Regions from separate parts of the Homo sapiens genome. Here region 1 is linked to region 2. Evidence: chromatin loops called from intact Hi-C (ENCODE). Cell type or tissue: PC-9. All regions are shown on one strand. Links, peaks and the distances in the headings refer to the core of each region. The heading gives the core; the rest is flanking DNA.

Region 1 (10,715 bases), core at 5,061-7,560, 170 kb after region 2:
TGCAGACTCCCACAGAGTAGGTAGTGTGAGAAGAGCCATTTCTCAAAGGAAAGACGAGTGAGGCTGTTAAGGGAAGGGAGGCTGAGAGGCCCATAGTAATTGATGTTTGCTAATAAGTGACCAGAGTCAGTGCACCTAGAGGGGGAGTCAGAGATGGCTTCCTGAAGGAGGTGTTACTCAAACTGAAGAGTTTTTTTTTTTTTCTTGTTTGTTGAGATGAAGTCTCACTCTGTCTCCCAGGCTGGAGTGCAGTGGCGTGATCTTGGCTCACTGCAACCTCCACCTCCTGGGTTCAAGCGATTCTCCTGCCTCAGCCTCCCTAATAGCTGGGACTACAGGTGCACACCACCACGCCCAGCTAATTTTTTGCAGTTTTAATAGAGATGGGGTTTCACCATGTTGGCCAGGCTGGTTTTGAACTCCTGATCTCAAGTGACCAACCCACCTGGGCCTCCCAAAGTGCTAGGATTGCAGGTGTGAGCCACCGTGCCTGGCCACACTGAGGAGTTTTAGAAATATGTGCTAAGCATTGAAGAAAGAGTAGGCATTCTCCAGGTGTTTATGTGTATATTTGTATGCAGACACAGAAGAGGTTAGGGTGGACCAGGCAAAGGGAACAGCGTATATAAAAATATAAAGGTGGGTGAAAAGAAAGTGGCCTTTTTAGAGAACTAAGAGGTTTGGTATGGCTGGAACAGAAGGTAAGATGATCAGGTAGCAAGAAATGGAGAGCTTTGATACCTTGGGATGGGAAATCACCTGTTGAATTTAAATCAGTGAATATTTATGGAATGGAGTACTTCTCAGTGCCAGTGCTCTTCTATTCATTCACATGTATTAGCTCGTTTAATCCTCACACCAACTCTATGGAATAAGGAAGAGAGAGTTAAAAATATTTACCAACTGGCGTGGACTGGTCCTCATTGGCAGCCATCCTAGCAGGAGGGATGCCAGCTGTGAAGCACTGCTACCCACCACTGTCACTGTGTGTATCGGCAACTGCTGGCCCTGGATGTGGGCACTCTCATGATTCTTCTTTTGCAAATGAGAAAGCTAAAGCACAGGCTTGTTAACTTGACCAAGCATGCATGGTCTAATGGAAGAACTGGGCTTCAAACCAAAGGCATCTGGCTCCAGACCTCATGTCTTGCAAGGAGTGAATATGAAATTCATTTGTTAGAAAAAGAACATGAGAGAGTGTAAGTTTCAGGAAGACAGGGACTGTGTCTGCTTTTGTTTCTCATTATCTCCCAGCACTGTTCCTGACACATAATAGACACCCAAAAATATTTATTGAATATTATTTACCAATGATAGAAAGCTCACTGCAAGAAAGAAAGTTCTGAGAAGGGCGGCCAGGCACAGTGGCTCACGCCTGTAATCCCAGTACTTTGGGAGGCTGAGGCAGGTGGATCACCTGAGGTCAGGAGTTCGAGACCAGCCTGACCAACATGGAGAAACCCCATCTCTACTAAAAATACAAAATTAGCCGGGCATGGTGGTGAGCTGTAATCCCAGCTACTCGGGAGGCTGAGGCGGGAGAATCGCTTGAACTGGGGAGGTGGAGGTTGCGGACAGCTGAGATCGTGCCATTGCATTCCAGCCTAGGTAACAAGAGAGAAACTCCGTCTCAAAAAAAAAAAAAAGTTCTGAGAAGGGCAAATAAAGCTAAGGCATTAGCCCAGATGAGAAAATAATAAAGCCTTGAAGAAACAATATCACGTGTACACCAATTGGAAGATATTAAAGGGGTATTAATATTGCAGAATTTAGTTGCTGGATGTGGGGGTGAGCCCCAGGTTTCTATTCTGAACAACCAGGTGGGTGATATTGCCATTCACTGGGATAGGAAATATAAAAAGAATAGGTTGTTAATGGTGGTTAAGGTGAAGGTGCTAAGAGCTCCTTTTTCAGATGTGGAGTTTGAGTGTTTATAGCTGCCTAGGAGGCAATTGTATCTGGAATTCAGAGACAGACCAGCACTGGTGATGTAGATCAATAAAAAATTAGGATATGGGTGAAGATTTAAAGGCATGGGGGTGGATAAGATCATCCAAAAAGTGTAGGCAATTGACCCTTGAACAACATGGGTTTGAACTGCCGGTTCACTTACATGTGGATTTTTTACATATAAGTAAAAAGTAGAAAATACAGTATTCAAGGGATGTGAAACCCACTTATATGGAGGGCCTACGTTTCCTATTTGAGGGTTCCTGCAGGGCCAACTGTGGGACTTAAGTAGTTGCAGATTCTGGTACAGGGTGGGGAATGGGTGGCCGTGGGGTGGTGGCTGGGAGGAAGAGTGAGGAGGGTGGTTCTGGAACTAATTCCCCACATATCCACTGTGTAGACAGAAGGGGCTGGAGGATGGACCCCTGGGGCCAGTGAAAGAAGAAGAATCCCAAACAGAGAATGAGAATGAATGTCTAGAGATAGAAGAGGAGAAACCAGAGAGTGTGTTGTCAGTGAAGCTGAAATTTGTAGGGGCATCAGCATGTGCGGTTTTCTGATTTTCTCCAACAGCACTGAGCACTCTGGATCTAAACGTGGAAAAGGTAGACAGGCAGTGGGATTGATTCAGAGTTTGGGTTTTGGTGGGCAAAAGTGGCTGACTATAGGCAAGGGAGTTGCAAATATTAAGAGACACTGAGTGTTGGATCTGAGGCCAAGGCAGGTAGGGCAGGAAGTGAGTACGGGAGGAGTTTAAGTTGGTCCAAGATGGGAGGTCAAAGGGAGGGTGTGGTGGATTTAAAGGACCCAGGGAGCTGAAGGGATAGGAAGTCGTGGTCAGAGTTGGGTAGAGGAGTGCTAAATTTCAGATCCAGGTGGTAACAAGGTCCAAAGGTGTGGTCATGGGTCATGGGTGTGAGGGGCTGAAGTGCAAGGGAAGTGTATTAGGGTTATCCAGAGAAACAGAACGAATATGGTGTGTGTTTGTGTGTGTGTGTATATCTGTGTGTGTGTGTGTGGATCTATCTGGACAGAGAGAGAGAGAGAGAGACCCAGAGAGAGAGGGAAATGGAAATTGGTTGTCTGATTATAAGGAATTGGCTCATGCATTTATAGAGGTAGGAAACTCCCAAGATCTGTAAGATCAGGCAGCAAGTTGGAGACCCAGGAGAGCTGATGGTGTAGTTCAAGTCTGAAGACCAGCAGCCTTGAGACCCAGGAAGAGCCAATATTTCAGTTTGAGTCTGAAAGCAGGAGACTTCTCTTTTACTAGGAGGAAAGTTTGCCTTTTTGTTCTATTCAAGCCTTCAGAGGATTGGATGAGGCCAACACACATTAGGGAGGGAAAACTGCTTTACTCGGTCTACTGATTTAAATGTTAATCTCATCTAAAAATACTCTAACCGAAATACCCAGAATAATCGTTGATGAAATATCTAGGCACCTTGAGACTCAGTCAAGTTGACAGATGAAAGTAACCATGCCTGGAAATAACTTATTTACTCCAGTTTCTGTACTTGCTTTGGTCTTTTTGTCCTTGGCTTTCTAGATCCAGGTTCCCACTTTACCTCCTGCCTTTGTCTATGGACTACAGAAACCTAGTCTGCCCATTAGAATTGTGCTGGGAAGCTTCTGTGCAGATTGAAGTTGAGACATCAGAGCTGGGTCTGAGTCGTGACCCAACTCTATGAGGAATGCTTATTGGTCTGCTATTACAAGGGACATCTAGAAGCATTGCTACTTGTAATTGTTTCACCTGTGCCCAATACACAATTCCCATAGGAAAATCAGGGCTACACTAGTTCCTCAGAGCAGTTAAGGACCAAAGAAAAAATTGCAGGTACATTACTTTGTGTCACCTGTGATATTTTATAACATATATATAACAAATATATATTTATATATGGATGAAAACATATATGTTTATATATAAATGAAAACATTATATATATGAATGAAAACATATATGGTTTATATATATGAATGAAAACATATATATGGTTTATATATATGAATGTCATGGTTTCCTGGCTTATAGCTTCCATTAGCCCTTTTATAGTCCTTTGTTATAATGATGGGGCACTTTAGGTCTCAGGTGCAGGCCGCAGGAAACAGAATCACTCTCTGACCTTCTCCTTCCACTTGCCCAAGGCAGGACTCAATCTACTTGTGGGTCATAAGAACTTATATTCCAGAGAGGGTCCTGACTCATACCCTAGAGGAAGGAAGCCTGCACAGAGAGGCCAAGAAGAATCTGAACAGACGGGCCTCGCTGGGTTTAGATCACATCTTTTTTGTCCAATCACATTTCTACATGGTTTTCTATGTTTCAATCATGCCTATCCAGTGGAGTCTGCATAAAAGGCTCAGGAGGACTGGATTTGGGGAGCTTCCTGATAGCTGATCATGAGGAGGTTCCTGGTGTACCTTGAGGAGCTCTGTGCCCCTTCCTCCATACCTCACTCCCTTTATCTCTTCATCTGTATCTTTTGTGATATCCTCTATAGTAAACCAGTAAACATGTTTCCCTGAATTCTGTGAGCCATCCCATGAAATTAATTGAGCCCAAAGAGGTGGGTCATGGAAACCCCAACTTAAAGCTGGTCAGTCAAATTTCTGAGGGCCTGGGCTTGTGGCTGGTGGCTGAAGCAGGGGCCAGTTTTCATGATTGAGCCCTCTACTTGTGGGATCTGACGCTGTCTGCAAGCAGATAAAGCCGGAATCGAATTGGAGGACACCGAGCTGTTGTCTGCTGCAGAATGGATTCCTTGTTTGCTAGTGGGGAGAAATCTTCACATGTTTTGGGGTCACAGAAGTCTTCTGTGTTGATTGTTATGCTGTCGACGTGAGAGCAGGGGAAAAACGTGGTTTGAGTTCCTGAACACCACCCCTTGGGCAAGCTTGATGGAACAGATAACAGATGCTATTGGCTGTATCTACGTGCACACTGAATTGCCCTCCTGAAGGCTGGGGACTGTTGAACACATTTCACCTGTTGGAGGCTACCGGAGAGTAGATTATGATTAGGCCTCTTGCTTTCTGAGCAGAGCAGTGTTATTGGAAATAATGGGAATTCTATTTAGCTGGATGCTTTGGATTAGTAGGTGAATCATGGGTAAAAGATCTGCCTTTATTTAGTGATTCTCATGGTTTCAAAATGTATTAAGAGTAGTAAGTAAGATACCTATATTCAGGAGCTAATAATATTTGTAAAAAGTACCTATTCTGAGCCTCCAGTGATTTGTTTTATAGATGTGACCCTTAAGAGAAAATTTTAAAAATTGGACAATTTTTTTGTGGGAGGGGAATAGGCCTTGGGAGAGACACATAGTATTCTGGATCTGGAACTGATTTTCTTTCCTCCTTTTGATTCAAATTGGTTGTATTCCCAGCCACACCTACCACTTTGGGACCATCTCCTTTCCTGTCTGAACTGCATAGAAGTGGAAATCCTACTTGTATGCCAGACTCCCTTAACCCCAAAAGAACTTTTAAAGGTGTTCACTGATTTTTCTCTGCTTCTTGACTCAGATGTTAAATGATTGGCTTAGATTTTTACCTTTTTATCTTTCTGGGATTAAATCCTGGCCCCTCTTTTATATAATGTGTCATCTGGGGAAAATTATTTGACTTCTATGGATGTCAGTTTTCTTATTTATAAAATGGTGATAATAATAGACTTTACCTCTTGGGTTAGTATGGAGATTTAAAAGATATATTCTGTATTAGTCAGAGATCTCCAGAGAAAGAGAACCAATAGGATATATATAGATATAAGAGGGAATTTATTAAGGGAATTGGATCATGTGATTATAGAGGCTGAGAAATCCTGATATGCTGTCTGCAAGCTGGAGAACCAGAGAAGCTGGTAGTGTAATTCTGTCTGAGTCCAAAGGCCTGGGAACAGGGGAGCCAACGGTGCAACTCTCAGTCCAAGGCTGAAGGCCTGAGAACCTGGAGTTCCGACGTCTGAGGGCAGGACAAGATGGCTATCCCCAACCCAGAAGAGAATGAATTGACTCTCCCTCTGGCTTTTTATCCAGAGGATGTGGGTGATCATCATCTAGTCGGTGCAGAGCCTGGATGGAAGTCTGCTGATTACTAAGTCTACTGATTCAAATGCTTATCTCTTCCAGAAGCACCGTCACAGACACACCCGGGAATAATGTTTTGCTCGCTACCTGGGTATTCCCAACCCAGTCTAGTGGATACCTAAAATTAACTGTCATATATTCCATATTGTTAGTGCAATGTTTGGTGAACAGCAAAATGTTCAACAGATGTTAGCTCTAATTTTTATTTTGTTATCCTATGCCTCAAATTCTTTCAGGTTGTCTTTATAAGTATACGACTGATTCATGTTTATTGACTCACTAACAATAGAGTATTTACCTAACTGTGAATCATGTTTTATTTCCTATAGGTGGCTATTTTATATTTGAAAATGGAAACAGGAAAATCTTGCCTTTTATAGTCAGCCTGAGTAATCTGACTTCAATTGAGTGCATGCATTTATGGGGGGGTAAGGTGATGGAAGGAATATTTGGACTATAAAGCTCAATTCCCAAATCCTATTTCTCAGCCTTCAACGGTGCAGGAAATCAGTCACTGCATTTCTGATACTGATGACCTCTTTGGTCCTGACTCATCTGAGATGATGCCATACAGAAACCATGGCTCTGGCAAATAGACATGTAATTTGTTTCTTGGACTTAGTAGTGTACAAATTGGGATATTCTCAGCACTAATCTCCCTAACAAGGACAATTCCTGGTTGCAAATTATTTAGTCTACATACAATTTGGGAACTTGGGAATGTTTAGATATTCAGCTGTTTCACAAGCCAGACTATTCAAGTTCAGAGAATTTCTGCTGAATCCTCTGATTTGATTCAGATTATATACAAGCTTAGGCAACTCTTTTGTGGAAGGTATTGAACAACAAGGCAATGAATCATATGGCTTAGTGAACTCTGCCTTAGGTTATTCAGTCATTCATCAAACATTCATTATACAACTACTCTGTGTCAGCCCTTGGTCTCAGTACTGAGGACACACACAAATGAATGTGCTACCCTGTCTGTTCTCTGGGGCCTCAAGGGTGGATAGTAACTTTGTAGGAAATATTCTGTGGAAAAGCAGGGAACAATTATCCATCCGTCCATTCTTCAATTCAACAAATATTTATGAAACATTTATGTGAGCCAGGCATCAAGTTAGGTATAGGTGATTCAGCAATAGACAATACAGATGCTCCCTGTCCTCCTAGACTTATTATAACTCATGGTAGAGATAAACAATCAAATAATTAAACATAAATTTATAGTACCTTGGGATAAATGCAAGATAAGTGAACCATTTACAGTACATTGTGATATAGGGAATATAGTAATGAAGGCTAAATGCTCAATTTAGAAGTGATTTCTCTCTCTGCCTCACCTGAGGAAAGATCTGAAGCTTTGAGCGGAACAGTTCCATTTGAAAGTGGTCATATAAGAGGACTGTATCTTTAGAAGTTTCTTTGGTTATACAGGCTCGTACAAAAGCAATTACGAGCAGAGACTGGAACAATACTAGAAATATAGTTGATGACTTAAATGGAAGAAAACCTGTGTATTAGGCATTGGACTTTGAGTAATTGTAGACATAAAAACTCAAAGTTCTTTACAATGAGCATATTAGCACTGACAACAGGAAACAGCCAAAAAAGACCTTCATGGATGAAAACTATAAAATAAGATGCAGATTTGGACTCAGATAAGGACAGAGTTTCTCTCCCAAGTGGTCCTGGTTAAGGGCTTTACCAATGTTCTAGAGAGGAGGACATTTAAACCTGTGATTATTTATATTTTACCATACGTATTTTTGCTTACAATAAGTAAGGTATATGGATTCAATTCATTTATCATAGGAGGTTGTATTTCCTTATATATTGTCTCATTTTTCTCATCAGGTCCTGTGTTAAAAAAAAGTTTTCTCTTACTGTTGAGAAGTACCTGAATCAAATAGAACAAACCAACACTACTGTCCTAGTACCCTAAGCAGGTAGCTGGCTAAAAAGCTCTCACTAATTTTTGGTACAAGGCCTCGAATACTGAGAGTGTCTACAAAGTCAGAAGTTCTCAAGTCTATTTGTATATCAGGAACACCCAAGGAGCTTTAAAAAATAGAGATAACCAGACCCATCCTGCGAAATTGTGTTGTAATAGGTCTGGGGGAAATAACTGGGAATATATTTTTAAAAAGACTTCTTGGCCGGGCACGGTGGCTCACGCTGTAATCCCAGCACTTTGGGAGGCCGAGGTGGGTGAATCACAAGGTCAGGAGTTTGACACCAGCCTGGCCAATATGGTGAAACCCCGTCTCTGCTAAAGGTACAAAAATTAGCCGGGCATGGTGGTGGGCACCTGTAGTCCCAGCTACTTGGAAGGCTGAGGCAGGAGAATCGCTTGAACCCAGGAGGCAGAGGTTGCAGTGAGCTGAGATTACATCACTGCACTCCGGCCTGGGTGACAGAGACTCCACCTCAAAAAACAAAAAAAAACCCAAAAACAAAAAAAGACTTCTCAGATGATTCTGATGTACCTAGTCTGCATGGATTGCTGTTTCAGAACCTCTGTACTAGGTTAACAGTATGATTTTTATTTATTCCCACTTTTAGATGGGTTACTCATATTAAAACTTAAAAATATAATTTTTATCAATGGCAATTAAAAAATCTTTTTTTTTCTTTGAGACAGAGTCTCTCGCTCTGTTGCCCAGGCCGGAGTGCAGTGGCTCAATCTTGGGTCACTGCAAACTCTGCCTCCTAGGTTCAAGTGATTCTTGTGCCTCAGCCTCCTGACTAGCTGGGACTACAGGCAGGCACCACCATGCCTGGCTAATTTTTGTATTTTTAGTAGAGACGGGGTTTCACCATATTGGCCAGGGTGTTCTCGAATGCCTGACCTTGTGATCCACCTGCCTTGGCGTCCCAAAGTGCTGGGATTACAGGTGTAAGCCACCACGCCAGGCCAAAAAAAATTCTTAGTCCCTTTCTTTGTCCCACCCTCTTTTTATTCATCTCTTCCATGTTTTTCACAGAATTCTAAAATACATTGTGATTACCTTATCCAAACTCTGTTTTGAGATAAGAGGGGATAAATAGCTACCATTTAGAGAAGTCATTTTACTTATTATTACTATTTTTTGAGACAAGTCTCGCTCTGTCACCCAGGCTGGAGTTCATGGTATGATCTTGGCTCTCAGCAACCTCTGCCTCCCGGGTTCAAGGGAGTCTCCTGCCTCACACTCCCTAGTAGCTGGGATTACAGACATGTGCCTCCATGCCCGGCTAATTTTTTTTGCATTTTTAGTAGAGATGGGGTTTCTCCATGTTGGCCAGTCTGGTCTCAAACTCCTCAGGTGATTTGCGTGCCTCTGCCTCCCAAAGTGCTAGGATTACAGGTGTGAGCCACCACGACTGGCCAATCATGCACCTATTTAGCCCAGTAAATTTTCCTGGAAGAGTCTTGGTATGAGCTAACAATTCATAAATAGGACTGCTTTACGGTGAACTGCATGGCTGCAAGAGATGTAGGGCAGAGCTGTTGATAATCTGCTGAGATCCACACATGGCCCAGCTGGCTTTTTCAGACACTGCCTTCTTGCCTTTGGTATGCTGTTTCAGGGTGTTACACCCCAACCCATGACTCATGACTCAGTTTTTTGACTGGGCAGCCTTCTCATTGTGGTCCTTTGGCTTGGCATTTGGTTATGGCTCTCCTTCTAGGGCAGGGCACTCATCTAGGCCACACTCTGCCAACTTGGATTTAGCCTATCGGCCTCTTTGTCCCTTTCCTGGCTTCCTCATATTTCAGCTCCCTCCCTAGGTAAATGGCCTTGTGGAGTCACAGTACCTAACAAACTCTTTACCAGCATTTGATTGGCTTGATAGCCAAATAATTTCTTCTTTATTTTTAGCTGAGATCTCCTACAGATCAGCTGAGATTACATTTGTCCTAATGTAAACCATTATCCCCATCTCTGGTCCAGTATCCTCATAGGGCCAATTTTCCATTCCTTTAATCTTCCACTCATCTCTAACTTTCACTCTGTTTTATTAATTGAATTAATTAGTATAAAATACTTTGAACAGAACCTGACATAAACATATGCAGGTGGTATTATTATTTTCTTCACATCCTTTTAATAGTATTTTAATAACCTACTTCTGCATTAATGCCTTTTTAACACTGATTCAGTTTCAGATTAGACATTTATGAGTATTTGCTATGTACACAGGTACAGTGCTTGTTGGTTCATGAGTAGTATAGCATTTAATTCTCACAATGGGCTAATATTACACACAGATACATATACTTTTTGAAAACAGATGAAGGTACTAAGGCTCCCAGGGTATAAAGAAACTTACTCACGGTCACACAGACAGCAAGCGTGGACCCAGGATTGGAACCTGACTCCTTTGATGCCATGTCCCCAGTTTTTCAGTAGACCTTGGTGTCTCTCTTCCGTAAAGGATTGTTTAGAAAGGGTTGCTGTTTACAGATTGTAAGTAAAAGGACTAGTGCTATGGTTTTTAGACTTTTAAAAATATCATAAAACCTTTTATTTAAGTGAAATCTTGTGAAGAAGCCAAAATGTAAAACAGCTAATACAAAGCTGCTTGAAGCAGGTGAAGGGTGTCTGCAATTATCTCTATTACTTCCCTAATTCCCCACCCTATGGTCCCTCAAGGCCTGCTGAGGAACACAGTTCCACAACACTG
Region 2 (10,715 bases), core at 2,960-5,459:
GGCCAGTCAACAAAGTTTTATTTTTATTATCTTTGAGATGATTCTCACTATGTTGCCTGGACTAGTGTCTAACTCCTGGGCTCAAGTGGTTGTCTCACCTCAACCTCCTGAGGTGCTATGCTTACAAGTGGGAGCTGCCGCACTTAACTATGGATTTCAAAACTGGAGGCTGGAACTGTTGTCTTTGCTATTCATTTGGCTTGGTGAGTGGACTTAGCCACTTCACGGCAACTTGGAGATGAATAGCCCACTGTATTTAACCTGCATTTGCACTATTTCAGCTCTGCTTGGCTGCCTTTTCTTTTACTTCTGCCACTGGGCTTTTGTGCATGTGTTTTACTAGTTCAACATAGGATCTCCTTTTCATCAGTACCTACTCTTTGGTTCTATAAATCTGAACTGGTTTTGAACCAGTTCAAAATACTCTAGAAACACTTGCTTATTAATGAGTTTCCTAATTTCCAGCACTGTGCTTGGAACTTGGTAAGTGTACAGAAAAGTTTTGGATGTATAGGTCAGTTAGGATTTATCTAGACCCATTCAATGTACCAACCATAATCCTGTGTGGGACTGTGTAGCAAGTCGAATGATTGATTCTCAGTAGTTCAGTCTCTAAGGTCTTTTGTAGTTGTCATATTCCTGTAGATTGAGAAAACCAATGAAACAAAGCTGGATTGTGTATACAGTTAGCTCTTTCATAATGCAGGGGCTAGGGGCCCCAGCTTCCTTCAGTCAAATCTATGTATAAGCTGATTCCCCCAAAACTTGACAGCCTACTGTGGAAACTTTACCAATAAGTCATTTAACACACACTTTGTATGTTATGTGTATTATATACTGTAAAAAGTAAGCTAGAGAAAATGTTAAGCAATCGGAAATATATTATGGCCAGGTGTGGTGGCTCATGCCTGTAATCCCAACACTTTGGGAGGCTGAGGCGGGCCAGTGACTTGAGGTTACAAGTTCGAGACCAGCCTGGCTAATATGGAGAAACCCTGCCTCTACTAAAAATACAAAACTTAGCTGTAGGTGGTAGTGGTGTGTGCCTGTAGTCCAAGCTACTCAGGAGGCTGAGGCACAAGAATTGATTGAACTCTGGAGGTGGAGGTTGCAGTGAGCCCACAAGAATTGACTGAACTCGGGAGGTGGAGGTTGCAGTGAGCCGAGATAGTGCCACTGCACTCCAACCTGAGCAACAGAATGAAACTGTCTGTGTGTGTGTGTGTGTGTATGTATATGTATGTGTATGTATATTTACTCTCAGGTGGAACTGGATTATAACAGTCTCAATCCTCACTGCCTTCATGAATAGCTGAGGAGGAGGGGGGTCTTGCTGTCACAGGGGTAGTAGAGACAGAAGTAAACCTGTAAGTGGACCCTCTTAGTTCAAATTTGATATTCAAGAGTCAACTTAGTTGTTTTTTAAAGTCAAGGGAAGGCATATCAATAGTTGCAGTTACCTAGTACTGCATAACAAAACAACCTCCAAAACTTAATGGCTTAAAACAAGCAAAATTTTTCTGACTGGGCTTAGTTTGTTGCAGTCGTTTTCCAAAATGACCAAAGACATCAAAGCTTAAATTACATATTGTATGCCTGTTCAGGGAGAAAAACATATGCTTTTCCCCATCATTTTGGAATCTTTTACTTGAATTATAGCTGGACAATTGATTTCCAGCTATAATTCAAGCTATAACGTAGTGAACTCCCTCAGACAAAAATGTCAAGCTTGATTAGTAAAGGAACCTCAAGTGGTATGTATAAGGTGACCCTTAAGTACACGTGTTTTCAAAAGTTGGGTATAATGTAACTAGACTGAGAGGTTTCGAGAAAAACTTCATTGCTATTCCATGTATAGTTTTAAACTAGTGGGATTTCAGTTTACAGTATTAATCAGCAATTTGGGGAGAACTAAGTGTTCGTTTAACATTAAGATAATAAAAATAATGCCTTAATCATACTTGATTGAGAATATTAATTCCCTTTTTATGCATAAGGATGGAAGTTAAGTAACTTTAACAATGACACAGTTGAGTTGTGTTGGAGCCAGCATTTGGATGGCCCTACACTTTGCACTGCCTTGTAGATATTTCTGTCACACAACTAGTGGTTAAATAAGCATGTTCTTTAGGCTAGAGCTTTCAGAGATGAAATATTTTAGAGACCAGAGTTAATCTAGATTTCATTTTAAACAATATTCAGATAATCTTTCCTTTTTCTCTCCCCTGCCCTGAAGAGTTTGTATTTATTATAATGTTGTATAACACAGCCCCAATACAATGTGGCTTATATAGGTTTTTCTCTTAGGCTTAGACAGACTCTGGGACTGATATGGGAGCTTCATGGTTCTCAGGCAGACTTTCATTCTACTTTTTGTCTTTGGCAAGTTGGTTTATTATCAAGTGGTTGCTGGGGCTCTATACATCATGTCCAGGTTCAAGGTACAGGATGGGCTGAAGGAGGCTAAAGGCTACTGGCATCCAACCTCTCCTGTAAAAAGAAGAACCTATGGTTTATGCTCACAGTGCTAAAAGTAGGATAGTAAATAAAATAGAGCTGGGTGTGAATGCCAAGGGAGGTTAGGATGACAGCCACATTGGCCACATATGTCGAAATAAGTTGATTTAGAAAAGGATTATTTGATCAAGGATATCCTGGAACATAAAGCAAATAACTACATTTTAGAAATAAGTGAACAGGGCTAAGAAAAGTAATTTTCTTTAAATACGGCCCAAAAGGATTAATTATGATTGGAGTCCTGCTTTGCCCAAGGCTTTTTATTTCATTTTGCATGATAACCTTTCTCAGAACCATGCATGCACAAATTAGGTTGAGACAATGACTTAAAAGTGTAAATGAAATCTCATTAGAAACAAAAACTTTCTGGTTTCTGACATGTTTAAGGGGTGCTCATTGTTACTCAACAATGATTTACTTAGGTAGTTATTGTGATGGGGGCGGTTCTAATGGGATTTCTTTTTCTGGTAGGTTTAGTGGCAACATACAAGCTTGCCATAAACATTTCCTGGGTTTTATCTTCTTGTAAAAGTGTTATTCCACCTTTCTGAGTCTGGCTACCCCACAGAATTCTTTTATCCCTTTTACTCTTAGATTACCTTGTCTGTAATGAAACTTACCCTCTCTGAAGCCTGAGTTGTTCTTCTAAAGTAACACCACTACCACCTTCTTTATTCTCATGTTTTTGGGAGGAATTGTCTACACTCACTGCTATATGTCCTCTATCACCTAAGAAAGGTATTTGCCCATTACTGGATTTTTTTTTCTTACAGAGATCAATAGTGATCAAATTGAACAGCCTATGTCCTCAGGCTGTGTGTTTTGTGGCAATGGAAAAATGACAGCAAAAGAGGGAAATATCCTTGGAATTTAGTTCCTTAAATGGAGGTATTTGCCCAAGTGACTGTCAGTTACATATTTGAGTTGCAAACAACGGGTTGCATTTACCGGGTTTCAGAGTAGAAGCATACTTAGGAAAGGTGGTAGGTGTTCTTGGGCTCTTCAGTGGGGACAGAGGATTGCTTCCACTCTTAGTTACTGGGGTATCTTGTCACCCCAGAGACCCAGAGCCAGAATATCAACACTTTTGAGTGATTGCAGTTTTGTGACAACATAATACTGGTTCTCTCAGCCTCCTTCATTGGATTACCTTCCTCTCTGCTCCATTTCATCCAGTTCCATATTTTCGTTTGTCACTTCAAAGCTAATATTACCATAACAAGTTTACAAATAATCAGACTTCCTGGTTACTTGTTAATACTCAATAAGATAGCCTGCTTGCCCATTTTGAATAATATCAATACATTTCCAGACAAAACATTAGTCATTTCCCCTCAGTTTAAGTGCTGTCAATCAGCTCTCCGTTAGGTACAATGGCGAAAACACTCATCCAGGATCTTGGATATTTAGTGAAGTAGACGTGAAAATTGGATAACTACTCATCAGAGTTTGAAGTGATTAGGAAGGAATTAACTCAGCCAGAGGAAATCTGGGATTTGAATAGGGCTTTGAAGAATGAAAGGTTTACAGAGGATTTGGGAAGGTAAATTGGAGGCTGCGAGGACAAGGAGATGTATGACTGGCACTCGCTCAAGGTTGAGTGGAACGAGTCAAAATAAGTAGGACCCATTCTGTGGAGGGCTTGTCATGCAAGGGTAAGGAATTGGAATGTATACAATTGGAGGCGAATAGAAGTTTTCTGTCATGTTTTAAGAGTAAAACTGAAGGCCATGTGTATGAGTATGGATCAGGTGATTGGGCCACCCAAGAACTTAGATGAGAGAACTGAATTAGGCTGCTGGCAGAACAGAAAGGACGGAGACAGCTGATGGACGGTGCTTGGATCCACAATTGTGTTTGTACTACAGTTAAAAAAAAGCGCTAAGCACTCATTATAAAGCACTTGCTTTAAGCTGTTACACAGATTGGTCACTAGGAGGCATCAGTTCATCAACTACTAAGGCGAAAAGGAAGGCAGCTCTGGACACCCACCTAAGAAGTCTGGATAGTTCTGTGTTAATACTTAACGTTTTCAACTCAAGGACTTTTGGAAACTAGAATCTAGAATATTTCTTCTGAATAGTACTTCAAAGATGAAATAAGGCTAAGAAGTCTAAACTGCACTCTGTGAGACTATTTGTTTATTTATTTAATTATTTATTTTGAGACAGATTCTCGCTCTGTTGCCCAGGCTGGAGTGCAGTGGCGTGATCTTGGCTCACTGTAACCTTCACCTCCCTGGCTCAAGCAATTCTCCTGCCTCAGCCTCCCGAGTAGCTGGGATTACAGGCGCTGTGGGTTTTTTTTTTTTTTGTATTTTTAGTAGAGACGGGGTTTCACCATGTTGGCCAGACTTGTGTCGAGCTCCTGACCTCAGGCAATCCGCCTGCCTCAGCCTCCCAAAGTGTTGGGATTACAGGCGTGAGCCACCGCGCCCAGCCTTGGTTATCTTTTATACCCTGATGAGGGTAACGTGACATGTTCATAATTTACTGGGCTTTAACTTTTTCTTGAAAGATGTTTGACCTTTGGTCTATCCAAATCTTTAATAATGATCATTGTCATGAGTTTCTACTGTATATTGCAAATTGGTTTACAGATCAGAATTTTGTAATCATTATGAATTAAACACTTAATAACTTTCCAAGTTCTGTTACATGTCTTTAAGCCAGTATTGATTAATGGACTTTTAGTCAAGTGTTTGACTATGTAACTGCCAAGTAAGAAACTTACCAACTCAGTTCCATTACTGTGTTTCTCATGCTTCTAAATACTCTTACTAGAAAACAGTAGGATACTAGTTTATATAAACACCTCTCATGATATTAAATTGCATGTTGCTTGGGAAAAGGTTTGTGGGATTTATTTTAGATGTCTGACTATAAAAGCATTTAAGATTCAGAGAGGCCTAGCATGTAGTTATCCATTTAAAAAGTATACCAGAGATATGTTTGTAGGGCAAATTTCAAGTCCTTACATCTCAAGTTTTAAAAAGTAGGATGCATCATGAAAAATCTGTCAAAAGCATTTGAAAAAATTGATATTCTTTTTATGATGGGTATGGACTTCTAATTCAATTCAAGATTTCTACCTATGTTGAGCATCTACTTGGTATCAAGACTTTTTCTAGGTGATTGGGACACATCAGAAACAATGGTCCTTGCCCTCTTGAATAGCTTGCATACTATTCTAGTGGGAAGGGGAACAGAAATAAGCAATAGGTACAATAAATTATTGAGTAGCATGTTAGAAGATAATATATGCTATGGGAAAAATTAAGGGGAATTGAGTGGCTACCATTTGAGAGTGATCAGGATAGGCCTGTTGAGCCAAGACTTGAAGAAAGTGATGGAGATAACTTTGGGTGCTATGCTGAAAATAGATAACAAGGATAGAATCAGGGAGACAAGTTAGGAGGCCATCATAGTAATCCAGTGGGGGGATATGATGGTGATTTGGATCAGGGTGGTAATGAAGGAAGTGGACAGAATCCAGATGTAGTTGAAGGCCTAACCAGTAGGATTTCCTGACTAAATGTGTAGATTAAATATTGGGAGAGAAAAAAATTACTACAAGGCAGGCATGATTCTACACACTTGAAGGCCTGGGGCAAGAGTACAATGGAGATACCGTATGTTTAAATATTTAAAAGTACTGTTTAATGAAAATATGCCCAATGTGCCTGTCTTGACAAACTTTCATTAGAACTGGGAAGCCAGGTTTGTATTTATGCCAGAATATAACTTGCGGGCAGAGCTGACCCTCAGCCCATGAGCCACCTTCCTTTTCTTCCCACCCCGGCTCTGAACTGTATGGCAAGGGGCCTCCTGCACATTTACTTGGATGCCATAACCAGTATATTCGAACTGCCCTATCCCCCTAACACATCAGTGCATGCAATGATGATGTAATGCATTTCCTGGAACAGCTGGGGCTATTCTGGGCAGGGTATTTGGGGTCTTGAGTACCTAGAGTGTAGTGCAGAATGAGTATGCTCTCTAGATTGACATGTCATCTTGACTCTAAAGCACTCAATCCTAAAGCTCAGGGCCTTGGATAAGGGCCTTTCCTGGCCTGGTGTAAGGGCAGTACTGATCTACGGTTTTTAGTTTGAGCATCTGTACAGAGGATTGCTGTCAACTGAGAAAGGGGGCTGCAGGTAGAGTAGGTTAGAGTGAGGAAAATAGTTTGGGAGCTCATTCACATGTTTGATTTCTTAGACTACACAAGCCGTACTGTAGAGAAGTGTAAATGGAGAATTTTCAACTTATAGTAGCACTCACTGGCCTGGAATTGATAAAAACTGAAGGCTGTTTTTCACTATAGTTAATTCTAACCTATAAACTGGAGCAGTTCCATGTAGGAATTTGTTAAAACCTATTGTGTATGAATTACAGACTCCTCTGACCATCCGAGTGTTCTTTTTCAGTTTTTTTTTTTTTTTCCTATGACCTAAAATCCCCTCAGACTTAAACCTTTAGTGAACTACTCAGTAAATGGCTTTACTAGTAAGTGTTCCCTTGCCTGGTATGTTTATTATTTTTTAACTTCAGTGTTTTATTCTTCGGCAGTAAGCAGTTGGATATAAGTTGGGGGTATAAATTTGGGACTCTGGCATATAGATGTTATTAAAAGTGATGAGACTGGATATCAACAAGGGAATGAGTGTAGATAAAGAAGAGAGCCAAAGACAAAGACTTGGGGCATTCCAACATTAAAAGTTTGGAGAGAAGAGAAAGCACCTCATAGAGGAGACACTGGAGATGTAAAGGAAAACTGAGTGATGTCCTTGAAGCCAAGTGATAAACTTTATCCAAGAGAAGAAAATGAACTGTCCAGTGCTGCTGATAGATAACTTTATATTGCCAGCTGTAAAATGTACTTTCAATTAGCCATTTCAAATTTGTTTACCAAAGCAATGATTTTGTTGGCTAGTTTTCTAAACTTCAGTAACTTTTCAGTGACTTGTAGGTTTTCATTGCATATACAGCTGAATTTTTTTTTTTTTTTAAACAGGGTCTTGCTGCCACCCAGGCTTGTATAGTGGTGCGATCCTAGCTCCTGCAACCTTGAACTTCTGGGCTCAAACAGTCCTCCACCTCAGCCTCCCAAGTAGCTGGGGCTACATGGCGCATGCCACCACACCTGGCTAATTTTTTTTTTACATTTGTAGAGGGAGGCCTTGCCATGTAGCCCAGGTTGGTTTCAAACTCCTGGGCTCAAGGGATCCTCTCACCTCAGCCTCCTAGAGTGTTGGTATTACAGGTGTGAACCACCATGCCTGGCCCAAAAGTTGTTTTTTTTTTTTTTAAGTTATTTTCTGTAATGCATTTTCTGTGAATTTATTGTCTTAAAAATTGGCAAATATGGCCATTTTGACATATTTGCCAAATATGAGCATATGGCAACTATGCTCTTAATTTGTTAAGTCACCAACTGTTGGTGGTAACTGTTGAAATAACAAGAGCAAAGTTATCACCAATCTACGGGATCCTTACACTACTGATATTTTCAATAATGCACCGTAGTCAGACATTGTAGACTTAACCTCTGAGCTGCTCACAAAATTACTAAATCATTCTGAAATACGTAACTGCAAATTCTGGGCTTTAAAGTCTCTAGTTAAATGGGTGATTTTGAAAATTGGTGGCTGTTCAGACATTTTCAAATGAGAATAGAATGCATTTGTTTCAGACTGATAAACTGCAGAAGGTTAGATAACACCAAACACATTTGAGTTTCTCCTAAGAAAATGACTTGGGCCTCCAGATTACATCTCATTTTTTTTTTTTTTACCCTATCAAGTTTGTTTTTCCATATGAAATGTCTTTCCCAACTACACCTGCCCTTGGAGACTGTGAATAACAGACTTAAAGGAAGTATCCTTTCCAGATGAGCTGAAGAATGTCATCCTCTTAAAAGAATGAACAGCTGGTCATGTAGAAATTCTCTGGAATGCTCACTTGTCCTACAAAGGCAGGGGAGCAGAAAACATGTAGTTTTTTTGTTATTGGTATACATAATTGTAAATCTTCGAGATAATTTTACTAGAAGTCCACATAATTTTAATAATTGCCTTTCTCCTGAAAAGATTGCTAATAAATTAACAATGTGAAGGCTAGAAAGCTGGCCAAGCATAATCCGGTGGGACTCAGGATTGCTGGCTGGATTGTCCCGTTTGATCAGACATTGTTTCTTAGATGAATATTCAGGACGCCCTCGTGTATAAAAGTTGTCCTTTGTTCTGACTACCTTGGTATTAAGTTCGAATTTCTTACCATGACACACAAAGGATTCGATTCTTGCTTAGCTCTCTAAGCTCCTCTCACTTTCTCTTCCCCTCTTGAATTCTTTGCTCTTGCCACACAACTAGCAGATGAACTAATCTATCTGTTCCAACGTGGGCACAGTAGCAGCCGTAACTCTTACCTTGGCCCACTCTGACTTGTCCAGCCCTGGTTGAATTCTTCGTATCCCCGTGAGGGTCCGCACGTAGTTGGGGCTGTTTACTAAACGGATGAACTTCCCTACCGGGAGGCTAGGTCTCGGTTATGCCTTACTTCCCAGGAAGCGGCTTCTATAGGCATTGTTTAAATGTAGGAGTAGGAGGGAGCTGGGGGTATTGCATTCCCCAGGTCACAGATAAATGAGATTCCAAAACCAAGATCTGGCTAGGCCTTGGAAAGAGGGACCTGCGAGGCCGACCAGACGTTTGGAACTGCGCCTTGCAGTGTGGGATCTCAGCACCGGATATTACCCCGGTTTGTAGAGAGTTGAGTTACTGTTTTAAGAGACGTTGCAAACCGTACGGGTCAAGAAGAAAGCCGAAGACGGGTTAGCGCCTGCGGTCGGGGTCGAGAAAAGCAGGCGAGATGCGACCTGACGTGGGTCCGCCTCTCTCCACCCGTGGCAAGCCCGACAGTCGCACTATTGCTTTAACAATCGCCCTCTTTCCAAGAAGAGCTACTTAGTGACCGTGAGCGAATATGCGTGGGAAGACACGATGTCCTCTCGGCCTCTGTGCGCTCAGTTGTTTACCTAGGCGTCCGGGGGAGGCACACTCGCGGGACTCGCGGGACTCGGCCCCGGCCTCCCAGCTCGCCCAGGACACGACGCTGGTTCTGCGGGCTCTCGGAGCCCAGCGCGAATCCCCCGGGCTAATTCCCAAGAACCGAGAGGCAGCACTGCCTGGAGGCTGCCCCCGCCTCCGCGCCCCCGTCCTCACTTTCTGAGGCTGTTAGCAGAGAGTCCCGCGGGCCGGGGAGAAGCGGGACGCGGGGGATGGCCTCGCAGCGCCCTGTGAGCGTCGGCAGTAGTCAGGCAGCCAGGGCTCCTTGGGCGATCGCCCTGGGTAGAGGAGAGGAGTTTCCGGGGCTCGGGTCCGGGTCGCCTTCCAGGGGAACGAGCGCGGAAGCAAGTGGGCGGCGAGAGGCGGAGCAAGAGACGCTGGAGGGCGTGGACGCAGCGGGCTTTGGAAAGGCCCCAAGTTAATGAGGCGTGCGCCGGCTGCCGAGCGCCTCTTGGAGCTGGGCTTTCCCCCGCGGTGCGGGCGCCAGGAGCCGCCTTTTCCGCTGGGTGTCACTCGGGGGTGGGGAAGATGGCCCATTCAAAAGCGCCGCGAGGGGGCCCGGCCAGTGCCCTTCAGTGAGCGCTCGCAAGAGGACGGCAGAGGCCCGGCAGCTCGGAGCTCCGGGACCTTGTGGCGCATCAGGACGCGGCTGTCCCTCTGCCGGGACCCAGAGCCGCCGCCGCCGCTCTGCCTCCTGCGTGTTAGCCTCCTCTGCGCGCTCCGGGCAGGCGGCCGTGGGAGCCGCTGGGGCGAGGACGGCGCGAGGCTGCTGCTGCTGCCCCCGGCCCGCGCGGCTGGAAACGGAGAGGCCGAGCCAAGCGGCGGCCCCTCTTATGCTGGGAGGATGCTGGAGAGTAGCGGCTGCAAAGCGCTGAAGGAGGGCGTGCTGGAGAAGCGCAGCGACGGGTTGTTGCAGCTCTGGAAGAAAAAGTGTTGCATCCTCACCGAGGAAGGGCTGCTGCTTATCCCGCCCAAGCAGCTGCAACACCAGCAGCAGCAGCAGCAACAGCAGCAGCAGCAGCAGCAACAACAGCCCGGGCAGGGGCCGGCCGAGCCGTCCCAACCCAGTGGCCCCGCTGTCGCCAGCCTCGAGCCGCCGGTCAAGCTCAAGGAACTGCACTTCTCCAAC

What was found. A loop is a pair of places that touch in the nucleus more often than their neighbours do. Peaks named below come from ENCODE experiments on the same cell type or tissue, not always from the same donor. Only the 100,000 strongest peaks of a DNase experiment are listed, where the experiment ranks them.
Region 1: it touches region 2 in a loop (2.6-fold over the local background); 8 of 110 quality-filtered maps call a loop at or near these places.

The regions. Positions count from the first base shown.
Region 1 is chr12:75,859,003-75,869,717 of GRCh38, reverse strand. No RefSeq gene overlaps it. Among named protein-coding and RNA genes, the nearest start is that of PHLDA1-AS1, 170 kb to the left of the region's middle. RefSeq lists a silencer at 6,415-6,709. In PC-9, for the core only: no CTCF peak of the experiment used is centred there; DNase peaks (open chromatin) are centred at 6,457 and 6,907; H3K27ac peaks cover 2,500 bases.
Region 2 is chr12:76,031,034-76,041,748 of GRCh38, reverse strand. NAP1L1 (nucleosome assembly protein 1 like 1) reads left to right here. Exons shown (of 15, transcript NM_004537.7): 15 at 1-5,164. It overlaps PHLDA1 (pleckstrin homology like domain family A member 1), which reads left to right and starts at 9,973. Exons shown (of 2, transcript NM_007350.3): 1 at 9,973-10,715. The coding sequence starts at 10,008. It overlaps PHLDA1-AS1 (PHLDA1 antisense RNA 1), which reads right to left. Exons shown (of 2, transcript NR_186034.1): 2 at 10,371-10,715. It overlaps PHLDA1-DT (PHLDA1 divergent transcript), which reads right to left and starts at 9,936. Exons shown (of 2, transcript NR_185978.1): 1 at 8,947-9,936; 2 at 7,360-8,485. RefSeq lists an enhancer at 9,818-10,067 and a silencer at 10,288-10,437. In PC-9, for the core only: a CTCF peak has its summit at 4,438 (motif pointing right); a DNase peak (open chromatin) is centred at 4,456.